5 separate regions of the Homo sapiens genome follow, and regions 1, 2, 3 and 5 are each linked to region 4. A link is a contact called in ENCODE Hi-C or POLR2A ChIA-PET data. All regions are on one chromosome and are shown on one strand. Each heading gives the region's core, a stretch centred on a gene start or an enhancer-like site at or near the end of the contact. The rest is flanking DNA. Distances are from core to core; before and after follow the strand shown.

What was found. A loop is a pair of places that touch in the nucleus more often than their neighbours do. ChIA-PET counts read pairs that join two places held with the same protein, here RNA polymerase II (POLR2A). Pooled maps may share reads with other maps.
Region 1: a pooled map shows a loop between it and region 4 (4-fold over the local background). The contact joins the enhancer-like site here to the promoter of RPL39L in region 4. A Hi-C loop is called at or near these places in 3 of 37 single-sample maps with no recorded cell type and 6 of 50 pooled maps. POLR2A ChIA-PET finds 5 or more read pairs at or near these places in 6 of 52 experiments (AG04449, B cell, CD8-positive, alpha-beta T cell and 3 more).
Region 2: a loop to region 4 is called in a pooled map, with 2.8 times the contacts of the local background. The contact joins the enhancer-like site here to the promoter of RPL39L in region 4. A Hi-C loop is called at or near these places in 1 of 37 single-sample maps with no recorded cell type and 7 of 50 pooled maps. POLR2A ChIA-PET finds 5 or more read pairs at or near these places in 4 of 52 experiments (CD8-positive, alpha-beta memory T cell, T-cell and WTC11).
Region 3: a loop to region 4 is called in a map of PC-9, with 2.6 times the contacts of the local background. The contact joins the enhancer-like site here to the promoter of RPL39L in region 4. A Hi-C loop is called at or near these places in 2 of 168 maps with a recorded cell type or tissue (PC-9 and psoas muscle) and 6 of 50 pooled maps. POLR2A ChIA-PET finds 5 or more read pairs at or near these places in 2 of 52 experiments (BJ and IMR-90).
Region 5: a loop to region 4 is called in a pooled map, with 1.9 times the contacts of the local background. The contact joins the promoter of MASP1 here to the promoter of RPL39L in region 4. A Hi-C loop is called at or near these places in 1 of 168 maps with a recorded cell type or tissue (psoas muscle) and 2 of 50 pooled maps.

The regions. Positions count from the first base shown.
Region 1 is chr3:186,984,649-186,987,348 of GRCh38, reverse strand. The region is part of intron 2 of ST6GAL1 (ST6 beta-galactoside alpha-2,6-sialyltransferase 1); the gene reads right to left. LOC124906314 (a long non-coding RNA gene) reads left to right here. Exons shown (of 3, transcript XR_007096208.1): 3 at 658-2,700. Among named protein-coding and RNA genes, the nearest start is that of ST6GAL1, 55 kb to the right of the region's middle. RefSeq lists an enhancer at 1,139-1,268. Within about 2 kb of position 1,433, at least 8 of the 41 ENCODE cell types and tissues checked have a DNase peak (open chromatin) inside an H3K27ac peak, as active enhancers do; they include B cell and OCI-LY7, where a contact is called at or near this core.
Region 2 is chr3:186,951,907-186,954,606 of GRCh38, reverse strand. All of the region lies in intron 1 of ST6GAL1 (ST6 beta-galactoside alpha-2,6-sialyltransferase 1), which reads right to left. Among named protein-coding and RNA genes, the nearest start is that of ST6GAL1, 23 kb to the right of the region's middle. Within about 2 kb of position 1,431, at least 4 of the 41 ENCODE cell types and tissues checked have a DNase peak (open chromatin) inside an H3K27ac peak, as active enhancers do.
Region 3 is chr3:187,317,746-187,320,552 of GRCh38, reverse strand. No RefSeq gene overlaps it. Among named protein-coding and RNA genes, the nearest start is that of MASP1, 27 kb to the right of the region's middle. Within about 2 kb of position 1,437, at least 5 of the 41 ENCODE cell types and tissues checked have a DNase peak (open chromatin) inside an H3K27ac peak, as active enhancers do.
Region 4 is chr3:187,138,106-187,140,805 of GRCh38, reverse strand. RPL39L (ribosomal protein L39 like) reads left to right here and starts at 1,310. Exons shown (of 3, transcript NM_052969.3): 1 at 1,310-1,593. RefSeq lists a silencer at 1,170-1,399 and enhancers at 1,440-1,589, 1,630-1,729, 1,598-2,104.
Region 5 is chr3:187,290,327-187,293,132 of GRCh38, reverse strand. MASP1 (MBL associated serine protease 1) reads left to right here and starts at 1,396. Exons shown (of 11, transcript NM_139125.4): 1 at 1,396-1,505. The coding sequence starts at 1,501. LOC101929130 (a long non-coding RNA gene) reads right to left here and starts at 1,861. Exons shown (of 2, transcript NR_135551.1): 1 at 1,597-1,861.

The sequences.
Region 1 (2,700 bases), core at 184-2,683, 150 kb after region 4:
ATAAGGAAGGTGGTAAGGTATGTATGTGCCTAGCGTAGTTCCAGGGACATAAGATACTTACTAACCTTAGGGGCTTTTCTTTCTTCTTTCTTTCTTCCTTTCTTTCCTTTCTTCCTTCCTTCCTTGCTTTCTTTCCTTTTCTTTCCTTCCCTCCCTCCCTCCCTCCCTGTCTCTCTTTCTCTTTCTTCCTCCCTCCCTCCCTTCCTTCTTTCTTTCCTTCCTTTCCTATGCAGTCTGCCTGACTTCTCTCAGAAATGGTAAGAGTAAAATAGAAGTTGATTGTTCTGTTTTCCCCCAGGACATCTGTGAACATTACATCATTTGCCACCATTAGGGAACTAAGCCTGTATTCACTGTATATCACTTTTTTTTAAAAGGAAAGAAAGAAAACCTTTGGTTCTGAGTATGTTTAGCAAGTCATGGTTCCTTGTTTTTCTTTTTCTCCTGACACTATTCTTTCTATAAAATCCAAAGGAAATGACCTTAGATCATTTAAATTCAAGTTTCAGAGAGGTGGCTCGACTTGCTATAAGATGCATCTGATTTGACATCAGGTTCTTCTGATCGCAAGTCTGGGGTCTTTCCGCCTCATTTGGCCAACTCTCTTGTCCCCTTGCTTCCCCAGACTCACCGTGATATTCCTTTACCTCCATCCAGAACTCAGATAACGTGTCACTCTAGTCACCCTGAAGATTTGCCTCTTGAAAACATAATCGCCGTGCAGTAAAGAGGAGACCAAAATAGAACCACATACAGCTGCCGAAAAGTGCTGAAGAATATGGCGCTAAGGAGAGAAAGACACCACTAGCCAAAGGCAAGTGGATCAAAAAGCAACCCCCTACATTGGACATTCTTGTTATTTTGTTGTGGTGGTGGTGGTGGTGGTGGTGGTCATTGTTGCTGTTGTTGATACAGGGACCTGTCTAAATTCTATAGTATTTAATACTGTATTCAACAAATATTTACTGTTGAATATTTATTGAATACAATATTCAACACTATGTGCCAGGCATGATAGAGGCCTGGACTGAGTAGCGACTCTTTGGTATGAACCAGATATAACTTGCACGATGTTTCACAAGCTGGTTTGGATGTTATTAGCTTAGTGTGTCATTTACCCCATCCCTACTCACACCCGAAACATGATATTTTGTGGAGCTAAAAAAAAATACCTCAAACAAATCACTTCCTCAAACGGCAACCTAATCTCTGCTTCCTTATGGCGGGGTCTCTTGACTTGCTTACACTTCCCCACTTTCTACTGGTTCCTCAAATAACTGAAGTCGGTTCACATCATTCCACTGAAACTGCCTTTCTAATTGCAAAATCTAAAGAGTCCTTTCCAATACTTATTTCAAACAGGCGTCTCTGGGTCTTTTTCAAACTCCCTCCCACTAATGCCTTTCAGGCATCCTCCCCAGCTTAGCCTCCCCTGGGACCAGCTTCCTGCCAGTCCTGAAATGCCCACATACACGGGGAAGATTCCTGCTTCCACATGACCAGCCCCCAGTGACATCTCCCTCAGACTCCAGACCTCGTCTTTTTTTCTTTTTCTTTTTTCTTTTTTTTTTTTTGAGACAGGGTCTCACTCTGCCACCCAGGCTGGAGCGCAGTGGCGCAATCTCGGCTCACTGCAACGTCCACCTCTGAGGCTCAAGCAATCGTCCCTCCTCAGCTTCCTGAGTAGCTGGGACTATAGGCATGCTCCACCAGGACCAGCTAATTTTTTTTTTTTTTTTTTACTTTTTGAAGAGACGGGGTTTCGCCATGTTTCCCAGGCTAATCTCGAACTTCTGAGCTCAAGATGCACCCACCTTGACTTCCCAAAGTGCTGGGAGTGCCTAGCCTCAGATCATATCCTTTCAAAAACTTTTAGAGACCTGCACAAAAGCTTTATATTCTACGCTTACTCACTTTAAAAAAAAATGTATTAAACATTTGCTAAGTGCTAAGTATAATTCTTAGTGCATAGGATACTACAGTGAATAACCCAGATGAAGATCAACACCCTTAGAGTTTTACATACTAGCAGAGGGAGACACTAAGAGCCGTAAATATAACAAATTAAAAAAATTATTTGGTATCTTAAAAGATGCTAAGTGCTTAGAGAACAAAGTAGAGTACAAGAAAGGGGGGATAGGGCCAGGCTCAGTGGCTCACGTCTGCAATCCCAACACTTTGGGAGGCTGAGGTGGGCGGATCACTTGAGGTCAGGAGTTCGAGACCAGCCTGACCAACAAGGTGAAACCCTATCTCTACTAAAAATACAAAAATTAGCCATGTGTCATGGTGGGCACCTGTAATCCCAGCTGCTCAGGAGGCTGAGGCAGGAGAATCACTTGAATCCAGGAGGTGGAGGTTGCAGTGAGCCGAGAACGTGCCACTGCACTTCAGCCTGGGTGACAGAGCGAGACCCTATCTCAGAAAGAAAGAAAAGAGAGAGACAGAGAAAGAGAGAAAGAAAGGACGGAAGGAAGGACGGAAGGAAGGAAGGAAGGAAGGAGGGAGGGAGGGAGGGAGGGAAGGAAGGAAGGAAGGAAGGATGGAAGGAAGGAAGGAAGGGAGGAAGGGAAGGAAGGAAGGAGGGAGGGAGGGAGGGAGGGAGGGAAGGAAGGAAGGAAGGGAGGAAGGGAAGGAAAGAAAGGGGAGATCGGAAGTACTGGGTTGAGGTAGGTTTCCATTTTCCAAAGGGCAGTCAGA
Region 2 (2,700 bases), core at 182-2,681, 190 kb after region 4:
AACATATGAAAAAATGCTCAACACCATGCATCATTAGAAAAATGCAAATCAAAACCACAAAAAGATACTATCTCATGCCAGTCAGAATGGCAATTAGTAAAGCCGTGAAACAACAGATGTTGGTGAGGCTATGAAGAAATAAGATCGCTTTTACACTGTTGGTGGGAATGTAAATTAGTTCAACCATTGTGGAAGACAGTGTGGTGAGTCCTCAAAGATCTAGAACCAGAAATACCATGTAACCCAGCAATCCCATTACTGAGTATATACTCAAAGGAATATAAATCCTTCTATTATAAAGATACATGCACGCATATGTTCATCGCAGCACTATTCACAATAGCAAAGATATGGAATCAACCCAAACGTCCATCAGTGATACACTGGATAAAGAAAATGTGGTACATATACACCACGGAATACTATGCAGCCATAAAAAGGAAAGAGATCATGTCCTTTGCAGGGACATGGATGGAGCTGGAAGCCATTATCCTCAGCAAACTAACACAGGAAGAGAAAATCAAACACCATATGTTCTCACTTATAAGTGGGAGCTAAACAATAAGAACACATGGACACAGGGAGGGGAACAACACACACTGGGGCCTGTCAGGGGGCCTGGGGGAGGGAGAGCATCAGGATAAATAGCTAATGCATGTGGGGCTTAATACCTAGGTGATGGGTTGATAGGGGCAGCAAACCACCATGGCACATGTTTACCTATGTAACAAACCTGCACATCCTACACATGTATCCTGGAACTTAAAATAAAATAAAATTAAAAAAAAAAAAAAAACCTCTCTGTGTCTCAGTTTCTTCATGTATAAATTTTGGGTTATTCCAACTAATTTTGAAATGTCATTGTGAGGATTTTGTTAAATTCAGCCAACAAATGTGGATTATGCCTATGATACCTGAGGCATTGCTCTGGGTCCTAAAGAAATAGCTGTGAGCAAAAGAGATAACATCCTTGCCCTCATGGAAGCAAGTTCCTAGTGAGAAAAGACACAGGGTAGTAACTCAGATGGCCACCTACGCTATTGAACAGCAACAAGGAAGGATAAAAGGGAGAGAGCCAAGTCGGTGGGAGGAGACAGGCAGGAGATTATAATCTTATATAAGGCTGTCAAATGGCCTGTTTGACAAGGTGACATCTAAATAGAAACCTGAAGAAGAGACGAAAACAATAGGATACATGAAGGAAGGTGTCCTGCCTGGAGGAAGCAGTGGAAAGGCTCTGAGACCAAAGTGTGCTTTATATCTGAGGAGTAGGCTCAGTGAGGTGAAGCAGAATGAAGCGGTGGAAAAGAGCAGGAGATGAAGTCTGCAGGGTCTGAAGGCTGGGTCACACAGAATCCTGTAGGCCTTTCTAAGCTCTGAGTAAAAGAGGAAGCCTTTCCTGGTTTTTGAGCGGAAGAATGACACATCACTACAGCTTTTAAAATGATCACTCTGGTTACTGTTTTGAGAACATACCACAGGAGCAAGACTACAAGCAGGAGGCTCAGTTGTGAAACGATTCTAAGAGAAAGAACAGGTCTTCTGTCCTGGACCAACATGAATTTGATGAATTAAGTAGTTGTTTCTTAATTTATTGTGAAAGCACAGCTGACATGGTTTGCTAACAGAGTGGGTGCAGCATGAGAGAAAGAGAATTTAGAATGACTCCAGAGTTTAAGCCCTAAAAGATGGAAAGATGAAATTGTTGTCCACTGAAATGAGGATGGCTCTTTTAGGGAGAAAAGCAGCAGTTCGATTTTGGGCTTGTCATATTTGAGATGTATATTAGATGTCTAAGGAAACTTGTCAAGTAGATGGTTGAATATCTGAGCATGGAACTCAGGGGAAAGGTGTGGGTTGGAAATATAAATTGAGGGTTGTCAGGAAATTGATGATATGAGATGGCCAGGGCATGAGGAGACAGAGAAGAGGCCAAGTCCAAGGGCCACTCCCAGAGGCACTCCACAGTGACCAAGTGAAAATGAGCCAACAGAGAAGCGCTTGAACCCGGGAGGCGGAGGTTGCAGTGAGCTGAGATCGCGCCACTGCACTCCAGCCTGGGTAAGAGAGTGAGACTCCATCTCAATAAAAATAAAAAAAGAAAAGAAAAGAAAAGAAAATGAGCCAAGAAAAGGAACTGAGAAGGAGAACCTAGTGAGAGAAGAGGAAAAGCAAAGACAGTGATGTTCCAGAAGCCAAGAGAAGAAACTATTTCAAGGAGGATGGAATGGTCAATTGTATCAAAAGTTGCTGATCAGTCAAGATAGGGACTGAGATCTGACCACTGGATTTGGCAAGAGAGGATACTGGTGAGCCTGACCGGTATGGTTTTGGTGGTGTGATGGGTACAAAAGACTGATCATGTTGAGTTTAAATGAGAATGAGAGAAGAGGGAGTGCAGGGTGCAAATGCAGACAACTCTCTCCAGGAGCATAAAAATTGGCACACCCCCTCCCTTTTCACCTCCTGCCGTGAGTAAAAGCTTCCTGAAGCCTCACCAGAAGATGATGTGGGTGCCATGCCTGTACAGCCTGCAGAATCATGAGCCAAATAAACCTCTTTTCTTTATAAATTACTCAGTCTCAGGTTTTCCTTTATAGCAAGGCAACATGGACTCATACAGTAGTACCCTTATAAAAGAGGCTCTGGAGAACTAGTGAGCCCTGTTAGCACATGAGGACACGGTGAAAAAGCACCATC
Region 3 (2,807 bases), core at 188-2,687, 180 kb before region 4:
GCTGTGTTACGAATTTTCAAATGATTCACTGCTCTCTAGATCAAGGTTGTTGTTATCAAGCAAAAGCAGTAGGAAGAGTGTGTGAGTAGAGCACTCCGTAGTTAACAGAAGGTGTTCAGATACTTGCTGATTTGATTCTCAAACTACCCTGGACTGTCGGCTTCATCAAGACAGAGAATCATGTCTGTCCCATTCATTGCTATCAACTGTGCTAAGGACGGGGAGTGGCACGTAACAGGCGCTCCGTGCATATTTGTTAAATAAAAATAAAAGAACCCAATAAGATAAGAAATAGGAGTTATTATTCCTATTTTATAATTGAGGCCGAGAGTCCCACAGTTAATAAACGGCAGAGTCAAGACAAGACTGAGCATCTTAATCCCAAGGTCATTGCTAGCTATTTTGTCTTATGAAGCTTCTAGGTCACAAGCTTCAGGATGCAAAGAACTCCAAAGGTAGGAGCATATGGAGGAGCTGTACAGCGCAGAGAAAAGCAGGCAGAGTCCCTGGAGCTTCCCAGAACACAGAAAGATTTACAAAGAAAGCTCAGGACTGAGATGTGGACACCGACATGGCAAGAAGCTTCACTTCCTCCCTGCGTGGCCAGGACACATCCCCAGCGAGCAGGGACTCATTGGGGATATGTGTGGCTCTTTAGCCTCCCCTGCAGGAGAGTTTCAGAATGCACCCTCTCTAAGGGGCTGAAGTGCTCATAGGAAAGCCCAGATCTGATGGATGATCCACTATTGAGGTATTCCTAAACAGTGGGATGCATCACCCCCACTTCTCCAGAGGAAATAACCAAGAGTTTAGTCTTACTACAAATTAGAAAGCTGCTAATGTGCATAGCTCGTTATGAAGTACAACTATAAGACATTGGGTTCTTAAAGCTGAGAGGAACCCTAAATAGTCCATAGCCTGGGTTCCTAGATAAAAGGTCTGCGAAGCTGCTGAAATAATCTGCATATTATGAGTATTCTGGAGGGGATTGTCCATGACTTTCATCAGATCCTCAGAGGCGTCTCAGATTCAAACCCAGCCACAGGAGGGTCTAGAATTACCTCCTCAGCCCCTCAACTAAGCAGATTTGCTCAAAGCCGCAGGGATGGGAAGTCCGTCTTTCCCAAGGCAGCTGAGGTCATTTCCTGTGATCAATTCCTGCTCCCCACAGAGAGTGAGGAATGTACAGATGGTTCCACTAGAACCCGAACAAAACAACTCCCTCCATGTGTCCGGCATATGAGGTCCAAAAATGAGCTGTAGGGTGGGAGTACTGGGACAGCCTTCAAAATGCACCAGCCAGCACGGAAAGGGCTGCTTTTGAAATTTGTGCATTTAAAGACAACTAACGACTAGTTTCATTGCCTCCCCCAAAGTGAAGTTTTTAAGTGACAGATTCTGCTCCTCTGTCTCATAATATTCTTACATAAAGGTTAGGCATGGAGCTGATGGCACCCATCAGCCCCAAATTCGAGTAGACCACCCCCAGAATGAAGTCTAAGTCATGGAGACAAAGCCCCGCGCTTGTGCTGAATGAGATCCTCTAGTGCTCTCTGGTGGCTACGACTTGTTACTGCACCTTTCACAACACATTTGTACGAAGTTTGTATTTCTGATTTTTTTTAAGTATTCCAAAACTGAAATCAGTTTAAAGTCCTCTCTTTGCTTACATATGAGTTGGGGCTCAAGGATTGTATAATCAATATGTCATGTGACTTATCAATGGCAGAGCCAACACTGGGGCTTAGGCCTTTCCTCTTGTTCGGGAGCTGTTTCCCACTCTGAGATTTGAAGGTGGGTGCAAGTGAAACATGGTGGAGAGCAGGAACTGCCAGGCTCAGGGTGGGAGCAAGCAGGTGTGTTAAGGATATCTCCGGGGCACAGAGCAGATTTGAGAGTTGGGGGCGACCCAAGAGCTGCACAGGGGCCAAATCACCAAAGGTCCTTTATGCCAGGATATGGAGCTTAGCGTCTGTTTGTAAGGAGGAGAGCCCCATGAAGGATTTTAAGGAGGAGAGCAATGGGATGGGGTCAAGGCAGCAGTGGGGAGGATGAACTGGGAAGCATTAAAAAGTAGGCCCACAGGCCGGACACTGTGGCTCGTGCCTGTAATCCCAACACTTTGGGAAGCCAAGGACGGTGGATCACTTGAGGCCATGAGTTTGAGACCAGCCTCGGCAACATTATGAAACCCTGTCTCTACTAAAAATACAAAAATGGTGCATGTCTGTAATCCCACCTACCCAGCAGGCTGAGATACGAGAATCTTTTGAACCCGGGAGGCAGAAGTTGCAGTGAGCTGAGATCCCGGCACTGCACTCCAACCTGAACAACAGAGTGAGATCCTGTCCCACACACACACACACACACACACACACACACACACACAGAAAAAGTATGACCCACAGCCTGGGCTAAATAGCAAAGCCTCATCTCTACAAAATATTTAGAAATTAGCCAAGTGTGGTGGTGCACACCTGTAGTCTCAGGTACTTGGGAGGCTGAGTTGGGAGGATCTCTTGAGCTCAGAACATGAAAGCTGCACTGAATCGTGATCATACCACTGCACTCTTGCCTGGGTGACAGAGCAAGACCCTGTCAGGGTGGGTGTGGAGTGGGGGCGGGGAAGTGTGGTCCAGGGAAAGTGTCAGAATCTCCAGGAGAGACAGCTTATAATGCCTGTTCCTACCCACCTCCAGAGACTCCATACAGTCGGTCTGGACTAGAACTCCAGTCACACCTTTAGTAAGCAGAAAGCTCCTTGGGTGTTTCTGACACAAATGATTCCAGAGCCACACTTGAAGAGT
Region 4 (2,700 bases), core at 61-2,560:
TGTTAACCTCATTTACCAAGACATTTCAAATTTACATCTTTGTGTCTGTTAAAGACAGATTTAGAAATACACTAATTTTATTCAAATACAGTTTTTAGTTATGATGATTAGATTTAAAGATATGTGTGATCGGTCAGTTTATGATTATGTAGAATAACATGTCAATATTTACAGGATAATGCAGGTAGGTAAGACACCTGTTCTACTATTGCATGATTTCATGATTTAACTGGTGTAATTAGGAAAGGTTTTAGATCTAATTCGAACTGTCATATCCACTTTTTTTTTTTTTTTTTTTTTTTTTTTTTTTTTTTTTTGAGATGCAGTCTCACTCTGTTGCCCAGGCTGGAGTACAGCTCATTGCAACCTCTGCCTCCAGGGTTCAACCGATTCTCGTGCCTCAGCCTCCTGAGCAGCTGGGATTACAGGCACCCGCCACCACGCCTGGCTAGTTTTTGTATTTTTGTAGAGACAGGGTTTCATCATGTTGGCCAGGCTGGTCTCGAACTCCTGACCTGAAGTAAACCACCCACCTTGGCCTCCCGAAATGCTGGGAAGATATACTTCTAATAACAGCATTTCCAACTACATTACTTGGTTGAAACAGTTGAAACTGCCATTGCAGTTGCAGTAAAGGTAACAAGAGGTAAACTTCTAATATGTAACAGGAGATTTGACTTTTCTCATATGTAACAGGAGATTTGACTTTTCATCTAGAATTAGAACCAAAATCGTTAAATTTGTATAGATATTTGCATTAGCAGAAATCCCATTTTGTTCATGTTGTTTTTAAATAAAGTGACTCGTTTAAAATTTAGTTGCATTTTAAAAATCTGTGTTATGGGAGTGGTAATACTGACTCCAGGCAGGGAAATGAGACAATTGTTAGAGACGCAGGGATGGAGCTGAGAGGTCCTCCTGGTCTCCAATGGCCCGGCGGTGGCTCGATGGGAGGGAGAGCGCCCCCTGGAGGCATTGGCGGTTCCTGGCTCGTGTGCTCGCGGGAACCCAAGCTGTGAGCCTCTGGCCCCGCCAGGGCGTACGAATCCTTTCCTCGTTTATCCAGTATTAAGTCACGCTGTGTGCTAAGTACCGTGGCCAGGCAGCAGCTAGACAACGCGCTGAGGTAAAATAGAGAACTAAGGAAGAATGGGGGACCCCAAAGTCAACTTGGTGACACATCACACGCAGGAGTCGGACCCACGGCTCCCCGAGCCACAGCTCAGTGGGGCGGGACCGCCCGGGCCTGGGCGGGGCCGGGGCGGGGCCTGTCACGGGGGAAATCACCGCCCTAGCATCCGGGGAAATCGCGGTCTTAGCATCCGGCGCGCGGCGGTTGAATTGCTGCGCCCAGCGAGGCAACCGCCTCCGAACGCCAGGTGGGGGCGAGGCGTCTCGGAGTCTCAGAGACACCAAGGCCCCTGCGACAAGGTGGCTGCAGCTAGGCCGGGGGCGTCAGGACGACGGAGCGGGTTCGGGTCGGTGACACGCAGACCTGAGGGAGCTGGGCCCGCCTTTTCCGCCCGCGCCCCAGGCCCTTGCAGATCGAGATTTGCGTCCTAGAGTGGGAAAAAAGCAGAGGCCAGGGCGCCGGTAAGTAAAGGTTCCTCCTCACCCGCCGCCAGGGCCCGGTCCGCCCAACGAGCAGGGCGGCGTGAGGGTCACGGGCTGGAAACAACAATGCCACAGCTCAAGCCGACTCCAACAGTAGTAGCGTTTTTGTTTGTTTGTTTGTTTGTTTGTTTTTTGAGACAGGGTCTCCCTCCGTCGCCCAGGCTGGAGTGCAGTGGTGTGATCTCGGCTCACTGCAACCTCCGCCTCCGGATTCAAGCGATTCTCCCGCCTTAGCCTCCTGAGTAGCTGGGGTTACAGGCGCGCGCCACCACACTCGGCTAATTTTTGTATTTTTAGTAAAGACGGGTTTCACCATATTGGTCACACCAGTCTCGAACTCCCGACCTCAGGTGATCCGCCCGCCTCGGCCTCCCAAAGTGCTGGGATTACAGGCGTGAGGCACTGCTCCTGGCCTACAGTAGTGGCTTCTGGAGGCCACTCAGGCACCCCCTGTTTCTAGCTTAGAGAAGGAGGAAATCGACAATAAAGTAGCCTTAAAGGGATCCATGTTCCGCCCTGCCACCTCTTCAGATGTCAGCGTTGTCCAACTAGTGTCCCTAGAATTACCCAGGATGTGAGTGGCACTGATTCATCAGTGGTTTAATCAGCAAAACCAAGTGTCTTACCTATCTGCCTCATCTGCTCACTGCCTCTTTCCAAGGCGTTCTCACAGGCGCAAACACTTTCTTTTCCTCCATTAATTCCAGTAGGTAAGATTTTGCAGTCTCCTTTAAGGTCCCCGTTTCTCAAAGATAGCCCAAGGAATCTCGCCACTTCCTTGCCTTTTACACATCTGGATTCATCCAGAGACATAAACCCTGACCAGGACTAGCTTCAAAAGGGTCCCACCCGTGCAGTCACATAGGGCTCAGAAGGGCCCTGTACTTACTTTCTTGCTCTGCTATGGCAATCTTGAAATTCTTAATTTTTAAACCAGCACCCGCCTCCCCTCCCCGCCACCTCCACAACATTTTCATTTTGCACTGGGCCTGGCCTTAATTCTCAATTTTCTCAAAGGCTGTCATGTAACTATATAAAAATATAGTTAAAAGAGTTTCTTCTCTAGACATGTCTTTAGTCACTAGG
Region 5 (2,806 bases), core at 147-2,646, 150 kb before region 4:
ATGCCGTCTGTGTGTGTGCATTTGAAATTCCATATGCATTATAAAATGTTAATGAGTAGCAGTGTAATACAGTGGCTAACACTTCAAATTCTGCCTCTATTACTTTCTAGCTGTGTGAACTTGGGAAAGTTACTTAACCTCTCTGGGCAATTTCCTCTGAAAAATGAGAATATTGCCAGCCATGTATACAACATATAAAGATGACTGAAAAGAATTCATATATTAAGTGCTTAGAGCAGTGCCTGACACGTAGCACTCAATAGCTGTTAGCTTCTAGTGCTAGTGGCAGTGGGGAGTCATAAATAACTGGATGATCTTGGCAAGTGGCATATTCTCTCTGAGCCTTAGTGTCCTCACTTGTAAAATGAGTATAACAGCAGCACTTTCACCAGTTTGCAAAAGTAACTTGAGATGATGTTAATGACTAGTACTGTGTCTAACACAGAAAAGGTGCACAGTCAAACTTAACTTTTACACCCAGATACACCTCTCCCTATTCAGTGTTGGTTGTTGTTGTTGTGGAGGGGGTAATTTTCTTATTATTCAGCTCATCTTAGATCTAGTGTTGATTTCTCCGGAAGCCATGGGTATAGACATATATACAGGCCCAGGTCTTTCTACACCCCTGGGGAGGTGAGATTTCTTGCTGCGATGGGCCCTTTCTGGGCTGGAGTAGAGCCGCACACACTCCGAGCAAGTAAACAGTGCCACAGGTATTGCTCATGGGGAGGAACAACCAGCCAACTTCAGGACTTGGTGCTTCCCCAGTTCCGGGCCCGTGGCTCTGTTCACAGGAAAACCTGTCGTTGTGTGTGACTCTGATCACGAGAAAACCTGTAGTTATTTGGGGCTCTGCTCACAAGGAAACCTGTAGTTATTTGCAGACAGACGCTCTGGGATTTAGACCTTTTTTTTTTCTTCTAGTGTAGGTGCTAGAATTGCCTTCTTAGTTGGTTGTTTCTATTTAATTGCTTTTCTTTCATGGGTGTCCTGAAGAAAAGCAGAAAATTATAGTCATCTGGCAAAAAAGACTAAAGAGAAATTAGACTTTGTCCCCTTTCACTCTCTCTCTCTCTCTCTCTCTACACACACACACACACACACACACACACACACAGAGTGATACAAATACCTGCTTGAGCCCCTCAGTTATTTTCTCTCAAGGGCTGAAGTCAGCCACACAGGATAAAGGAGGGAAGGGAAGGAGCAGATCTTTTCGGTAGGAAGACAGATTTTGTTGTCAGGTTCCTGGGAGTGCAAGAGCAAGTCAAAGGAGAGAGAGAGGAGAGAGGAAAAGCCAGAGGGAGAGAGGGGGAGAGGGGATCTGTTGCAGGCAGGGGAAGGCGTGACCTGAATGGAGAATGCCAGCCAATTCCAGAGACACACAGGGACCTCAGAACAAAGATAAGGCATCACGGACACCACACCGGGCACGAGCTCACAGGCAAGTCAAGCTGGGAGGACCAAGGCCGGGCAGCCGGGAGCACCCAAGGCAGGAAAATGAGGTACGTGCCAGGGGAGGAGAGGGCACGGTTCCCTTTTGGGGACCAGTGTCAAATAGCAGGGAAGGTCTGACCTTGTCACTGACAGACTCACCTGCGTGTCCTGCATGTGGTAGTGAGGGGCTTTCTCATCAATTCTTAGGGCTCTGAGAAGGGAGCTGTGGGTGGGCTGGGTGCCTTCCCCAGGACTCCAGGAGACATAAAACTTGAAACGGGAGACTTCGTGCAAATCCTGCTCCGGACGCTGCTGAAGCTCAGATTTCTCCCACTGCCTGCACAGGGTGCTGCCTGCTGGCGAATGTGACTCTCCTCCTGTTCACCCACAAGGCTGATTTTTCCGTGTTCCTCCTCTGGAAAGAGCATTGCTTTCTCTCTTCCAGCACTTTGTGAGTTAGATATGTGTTTGTGTGTTCATTCCTTCTGACCAGAAAAGAAACCAGCTTCCCATAGCTTGGCTCTGTGGTTTCTTCAACCTTTACAAGTTTGCCAGTTAAACCTCAATTTAGAAAACTAAAAATCTGTCCCCATTTTACAGTTCCCTATAAATTTTCTGCATTTCTCATTGAAATCAGAGGCAGCTGGTGGCATGAATCAGGCTATGAAGTACACCAAATGGCTCTTAAAGAGATATCATACTTAAAAAAAAAAAAAGGATTTTAGAGTTCTGAAATCAAGAACTTCAAATTCTAATTGGTTTTAAACTCTTTAACCTTTCTTATTCCTCATTATACTTGACACTCCTTACCAGACCTTTCATACAAGTTCTATCCTGCAAGTCTGAAAACCCAACCACCCTAGTTATTTTTATTAGTTAAGTGTTAATGCTGTTACACACACACACACACACACACACACACACAATGCTCTGCAGATGTGTAAGTCCCTAAACACATCTTTTACTATTAATTTTCTTTTCACTTGGGAAAGTGTTTTTATTTGTTTCTCTTCTGCAAAGTAACCTAGCAACTTTTCTGGACCTGAGACCAATGAGAGGCTTCAGACTATGTTAACTCTTTGAACTCCGATTACCTGTGGTTCAGAGAGATAACCAGGTCCTTAAAAAGTGAGTGCAATAATTCTGTTCTTCTTAAAGCCATAGTAATTTTAAACCTGCCATTAAACATCATTTTTCTTTCTCCAAAAAAAAGTGATTTATGTCAATCTACATTGAATGATAATCTCATTTATCTGTCAATGATCTGGTCTGAATCCCACCCTACCATTCAGTGCCCCAGCCCATATCAAACTACTTGGCTGAGTAACAATTCTGTATCTTTGCATATGCTCATCCCTCAACCTGGAGC